2 separate regions of the Homo sapiens genome follow, and region 1 is linked to region 2. The links are chromatin loops, found by intact Hi-C in ENCODE. Cell type or tissue: gastrocnemius medialis. All regions are shown on one strand. Each heading gives the region's core, and the rest is flanking DNA. Links, peaks and the distances in the headings are about the cores only.

Evidence for each region. Hi-C counts contacts between places; a loop is a spot of excess contacts. Peaks named below come from ENCODE experiments on the same cell type or tissue, not always from the same donor. Only the 100,000 strongest peaks of a DNase experiment are listed, where the experiment ranks them.
Region 1: it touches region 2 in a loop (6-fold over the local background); 1 of 110 quality-filtered maps calls a loop at or near these places.

What each region holds. Positions count from the first base shown.
Region 1 is chr12:101,526,266-101,529,189 of GRCh38, reverse strand. It overlaps LOC105369935 (a long non-coding RNA gene), which reads right to left and starts at 2,820. Exons shown (of 3, transcript XR_945261.2): 1 at 2,749-2,820. In gastrocnemius medialis, for the core only: no CTCF peak of the experiment used is centred there; a DNase peak (open chromatin) is centred at 1,329; H3K27ac peaks cover 2,500 bases.
Region 2 is chr12:101,593,638-101,596,561 of GRCh38, reverse strand. It overlaps MYBPC1 (myosin binding protein C1), which reads right to left and starts at 1,591. Exons shown (of 32, transcript NM_002465.4): 1 at 1,467-1,591. The coding sequence starts at 1,491. In gastrocnemius medialis, for the core only: CTCF peaks have their summits at 1,496 and 1,696; DNase peaks (open chromatin) are centred at 251 and 1,671; H3K4me3 peaks cover 1,385 bases; H3K27ac peaks cover 2,500 bases.

The DNA.
Region 1 (2,924 bases), core at 157-2,656, 67 kb after region 2:
ACAGAACAAGACCCTGTCCCCCCAACAACGACAACAAAAGAGTCAAGGGTGGAAGTAGGGAGATCAGTTAGGAGGCTGACTGGATGATGGCAATGGAGATGGAGGTAAGTAAATAAACACAAGAGACATTTTGGAGGAAGATGATAGTGTACTCAGTACCTGATTAATAGACGGTGGAGACAGATGTGGTGGTGCACACTTGGGGTCCCAGCTATTAGAGAGGCTGAAGCAGGAGGATTGCTTGAGCCCAGGAGTTTGAGGCTGTAGTGAGCTATGATCACATCCTGCACTCTAGCCTGGGCAACAGAGTAATACCCTGTCTCAAAAAAAAGGAGGGGTGGTCAGTGAATAACTATGTACTCAATGAATGAGATAGTTCTAGATCCCACCCCTGGACAGTGTCTTAGTCAACATGTCTCCTCAGTACTTAATACAGTGCCTATTTAATAACTATTTGTTGAACAAATAAATCCAGCATGAGGACTCTAAAATGGACTCAGTAAGAAGAGTGCTAAGATCTCTTCTCTTCTGGCAGCTCTAATTTACGGAGTACCTTTTGTAAGCCAATTATACATTCATCAATTTGTCCTCACAACAACCCTATGAAATGGGTACTATTATCATCCCCATTTTACAGCTGGGAAAACAAATTCACAAACATATATACTCAATACACTTACTCTGTAAGTGTGTATCCAGTGTCTTATGTGCAGGGTTCCACGAATAATAAGTGGTAGAGCTAGTTTTGAATCCAGGACAGTCTGATTTTGAAGCTCATGCACTTTCACTAGGTTTACTACCTCTAGTAATAATTAAAGAATTGAAAATTCTGCTGGGCCTGGTGGCAGATACCTGTAGTTCCAGGTATGCCAGAGGCTGAGGCGAGAGGATCACTTGAGCCCAGGTGTTTGAGACCAGCCTGGGCAACATAGCAAGACCCCCCACCTCTAAAAAAAAAAAAAGAGAGAGAGAGAGAGAAGAAAAGAAAAGAAAAATGTATAACCTTGCCAAACCTGCTCCATAATTTACAGATAACGGCATGTACAAAATGGGAGCTGGTTAGGCTGGGTTTAGATCACACCATAAGCCTGTACCCCTGACCTTTTATCCCCAACTCAGAATACTCCTATGCCTGACACCAGGATATCTTGCCACGGGTGGAGACAGGGAGCTGGCCGGCTCTGTGTGTCTGCATTCCCACTCGCTGTCCCAAAGGCCCAATCGCTTGCAGTTCCCCGACGTCGTGCCTTGATTGCTAAGTCTGGTCTGGCACAGGGGCAGAGGGACTCCAAGGCCTAGGAGCTGAGAACTCTTGCTGGTGGCTCAAGAGAGCCAGATAACACAAGCCAGACGCCGGCATGCTAAAAAGAGGGAGTGCTATTTTGAGAATCTGGTCAAGCGATGTTTCACAGTGGAAAAGTGGTGGCACTCTGCAGCAGGATGTGACCTGACATGAGTTACAGCTCAGGTGTCAGTGCTCTGGGTTTCTATTTTTATTGCTAAACTTGCAATTTGAACTCTAAAAGGGCCGGCCCCCTAGGAAAGAGGTAAAAGTTAATATGAAATTTGAAAACCTTACTGGCAAATGTCACAGATAAAGACTGGAGATTCAATCTGTTGAGTCCATCATAAGACGGCTACACAAATGAACACCATGCAGCTATAAAATGATGATACGAAGTGTTGCTTGTCAACAAGGAAATACATTCATATGAAATTTTTCCATGCAAAAAGACGGTTACAAAACAGTGTAAGTTATGGCATCATTTTATAAAGTATTTGCATGTGTTTATGTGTATAGAAAAAGGAGACCTAAAATGGTGGTTATTGAGTCTTTATATTTAGTCGATAAACTTTTTTTTCTTTTTTTTGAAACTGAGTCTCACTCTGTCACACAGGCTGGAGTGCAGTGGTGCGATCTTGGCTCACTGCAGCCTCCACCTCCAGAGTTCAAGCGATTCTCGTGCCTCAGCCACCCAAGTAGCTGGGATTACAGGCGTGTGCCACCATGCCCAACTAATTTTTGTATTTTTAGTAGAGATGGAGTTTCATCATGTTGACTAGGCTGGTCTTGAACTACTGGTCTCAAGTGATCCACCTACCTCGGCCTCCCAAAGTGCTGGGATTACAGGCAAGAGCCACTGCGTCTGGCCTATGAACTTTTTATAAATATAGATTATGTGGATATAACCAGAAAATAAAAGATGAAGCAATTTCCATTTTTAAGGAAAAGATACGGTGATCAAGGGATCCAAGACAAGCGATTAAGGGAAATCCTCTAGGGTGAGGTTTGGGTAAGAAAGCACCCACATCCTTAGCTCAAGCTTTGTTTCTGCTATTCTCATAAAACAAAGTGTTCTGTTTCTAAAATTGTCCTCAATTTGTTTATATAATGTTGATTTGATGTGATTTGCAGATTAGATGTATAGATTTGTATTCAAACAACATCTAAAAAGTCAATGAAGGTAAAAAGAAGCTGTAAAAATTAATCAGGCATCATGTCCAAAAGTTTACAGTCAGTGCACAGGGACTAATTAACGTTGAATGCTTTGGCCAGAGCCAAGACAACTATTTATGTAGGGCTAACAGACATCTACTAAAGGCAGAGAGCCCTGGGAGAGGAGAGATGAAGTCTGCAAGGCAGGACATCAAAGAGCTTCCAGCACTGTGACTATGAGAGTTGAAAAAGAACACATTGAATAGGGGAAATAGAAAGTTCACCTCACCATGTGACAGCGCAGAACTCACCTGTCCTCTTCAGTCTTCAGCTCTCCAATTTAGAGAGACGGTTTTCACTCTCAATTTTCTTCTTGAGTAGATATTCTCCTAAACCTTGATTCATTTAAATGGCATAATATTTTGAGTAAATATTTAACCTAAAAGAGGTGTTGTCATTTTCATTAACAGTTTGGAAGATATGAAAT
Region 2 (2,924 bases), core at 178-2,677:
AAAAAAACAAATGCAAAATCATTCACTAAATTCAGAATAATTAAAACAATATTGTGTTTCCAGTTTGGAAACATGGTAGAATGTATTGCTTCTGGGTACACTTCGGAGAGGTTAAAGTGACAGAGCAGATAAAAAGGACACTTAGTACACACGTAAATCATTTGCATTACAAATAAGATACTTTAGCAGGGGTTGGACTCCCTGCCTGACAGTCAGGATTAAGTTCCCATATTAATACATGCATTTGGTGTGGTTATTTTGGGTGAAAGACTTCATCCATCAATGCCCTCTGCCACTAAGTAAGGCCAACCTGTAAACTGATCACCACAGCCTGTCAACACTGGTTACTTAATTATATAAAGAAAATATGTTTAAAAGACTTTTGATAATTTGGTTAGTATTTCAACATCTTTTTCAAGGTTCCTTAAAATAATAGCTAAAGCATTTTTAAGAATTAAAAACTGAAAACTATGACTATTTTTATGTTTCCTGCTAATCTTTCTTTTTCTTTTATTTGCAGAAGGGAAAAATAAAGATTCAGTAAGCATTAATGAAGATGAATATAAATGAAATAATATTTTTAAAAGATATTTTAATTAAAAATTAAATTCAATGCATGCATAGTATTAATTTGTGCTTATTATTATTTATTTTCATAACTACTAATTCCAATTTACTTCTGTTACCAATTGGTAGCTTTAATACACTAATTTTTTTATAGAAAGGAGAAACTTTGTTAGGGAAAACATTTCTTCTAAGGAAGAATATTTTTATACTTTCAGCTTAACTATTCTTAAAGCCTACTACATATTATGAAATTCTCTACAATAAAACTCATGAAAGAACAATCTATTCATGATATTCAGGGACATCCTTTTTTATCAGGTGTTTGGTTTTCTTTCCATGCAAGAATTTAATAACGAACCTCCAAAGGCACTGATAAGAACAAAAAAAACCCTTCGTCTGTATATTTTAAATATGTTTCCATTAAAAAAAGTAGCAAATATGGAAATAATGTCACAAATTCTTTTTTGAAATCTTGATCCAATGTATTAACCATTTGAGAAAATATTTTAAGTCTCCTACTCTCTGCAAATTGCAAATACATGGTAAAAAATTTGTGATTAAATCTAAGAAAATATGCTTGAAAACGTAATCTGTTTACCATCAGCAATTAACATCCTTAAATTACACTTTAAGGATTCTTTACAATTGAATGATAGAATTATCATTTGATAATTTTAGTCAATATCCCTTTAGAAACTATCGTTATCAGAAATTTTTCAATTCAATATACTCTCGCTGTATTTTTCCTCTGGTCTGTTTAATCTAAAAGATCGTTTCCTTAAATCATAGTGATTTTATTTTCTCATCTAGTTAAGATATTTGTTATTTGTTTGAAGATAAATACCAAAATAAACACTTTATTCAGGAGTACAACAAAAAGATTTCTAGATAAGTCTTACCCTCTTTCTTAGTGGGTTCTGGCATGGCCACAATAAGATGTTATTCTTTAAAGAGTCTCCTTCCCTCCACGACTAGTTGACAGAAACCCCACAGGCAGGCGAGAGATGGTGCAGGTCGGTGTGACAAGCAGTTGGGGAGAAACCCAGTGCTTTTATACTGCCTCTGAACATCAATCATGATGGCACCTCCCTTTCTTCAGCACAAGGATGCAGGAACTTGACAGCTATGGGGACCTTTCTCACATCTGTTGTCTGCACTCTGCTCTCTCGCCTACTGGAAGGAATCTCCTGCCCATCTCATGTGGCTGATGAGAACACCTCTAACTTTCTAAATTCAGCTGCAGCCTCGTGCTCCGTCTTGCTCTTCTCTCTCTGACAGATGCATGTGCTGACTCAGGAGTGCAAAAAGTTTGCTGGATGATTAAAAAAACAAATTAAAAATCATAATATGCCAATCCAACCTATACCTTAATTTTCACTAAGATTAGGCAGAAAAGTCTTTGTATTCAGATGATCACTTTTATGCTCCAATTAGCTTTTCATTTTCATCAGTCCTTAATTATTGCATTTATATTTTTTCTTATTCCTCATTGATATGTCAATATTAATTTTTCAAGCCAAATCTCTAGGTTAAATAACTTGTCTCATGTTCTTCTCTAAGAATAGCAAAGATTTCTATTAGGGGATACTCTGCGTTTGCATTTTTTTCCAAAAACATCATTTTTCAAAATTATAGGACATATAAAAGAATGAGGCAATGACACATGCTACAACGTGGATGAAGCTTGAGAACATTACACTAAGTGAAAGAAGTCAGTCAGACATACAAACGTAGACTATAAAATAATAGATCACTGCTGGGCTCATGCCTGCAATCCCAGCACTTTGGGAGGCTGAGGGGGGTGGATCTCCTGAGGTCAGGAGTTCGAGACCAGCCTGAACAACATAAAGAAACCCCGTCTCTACTAAAAATACAAAATTAGCTGGGCATGGTGGTGCATGCCTGTAATCCCAGCTACTCGGGAGGCTGAGACAGGAGAATCACTTGAACCCAGGAGGCGGAGGTTGTGGTGAGCCGAGATTGTACCATTGCACTCCAGCCTATGCAACAAGAGCGAAACTCCATCTCAAATTAATAATAATAATAATAAAAAATAATAGAACACACATTGTACAATTCCACTTATATGAAATATCTAGGACAGGCAAATCCATATGGTGAGAAAGTATATCAGTGTTTGCCAGTGGCCTAAGGGAGGTGGAATTGGGAGTGACTGCCAGTGCATATGGGGTTTCTTTTGGTCATGATGAAAATGTTCTGGCATTAGATAGTGGTGATGGTTGTACAACTTTGTGAATATATTAAAAACCACTGGATTATACACTTAAAAATATATATGGAGGCTGGGTGCAGTGCTGGGGCCTATAATCCCAGCATTTTGGGAGGCCAAGGTGGGA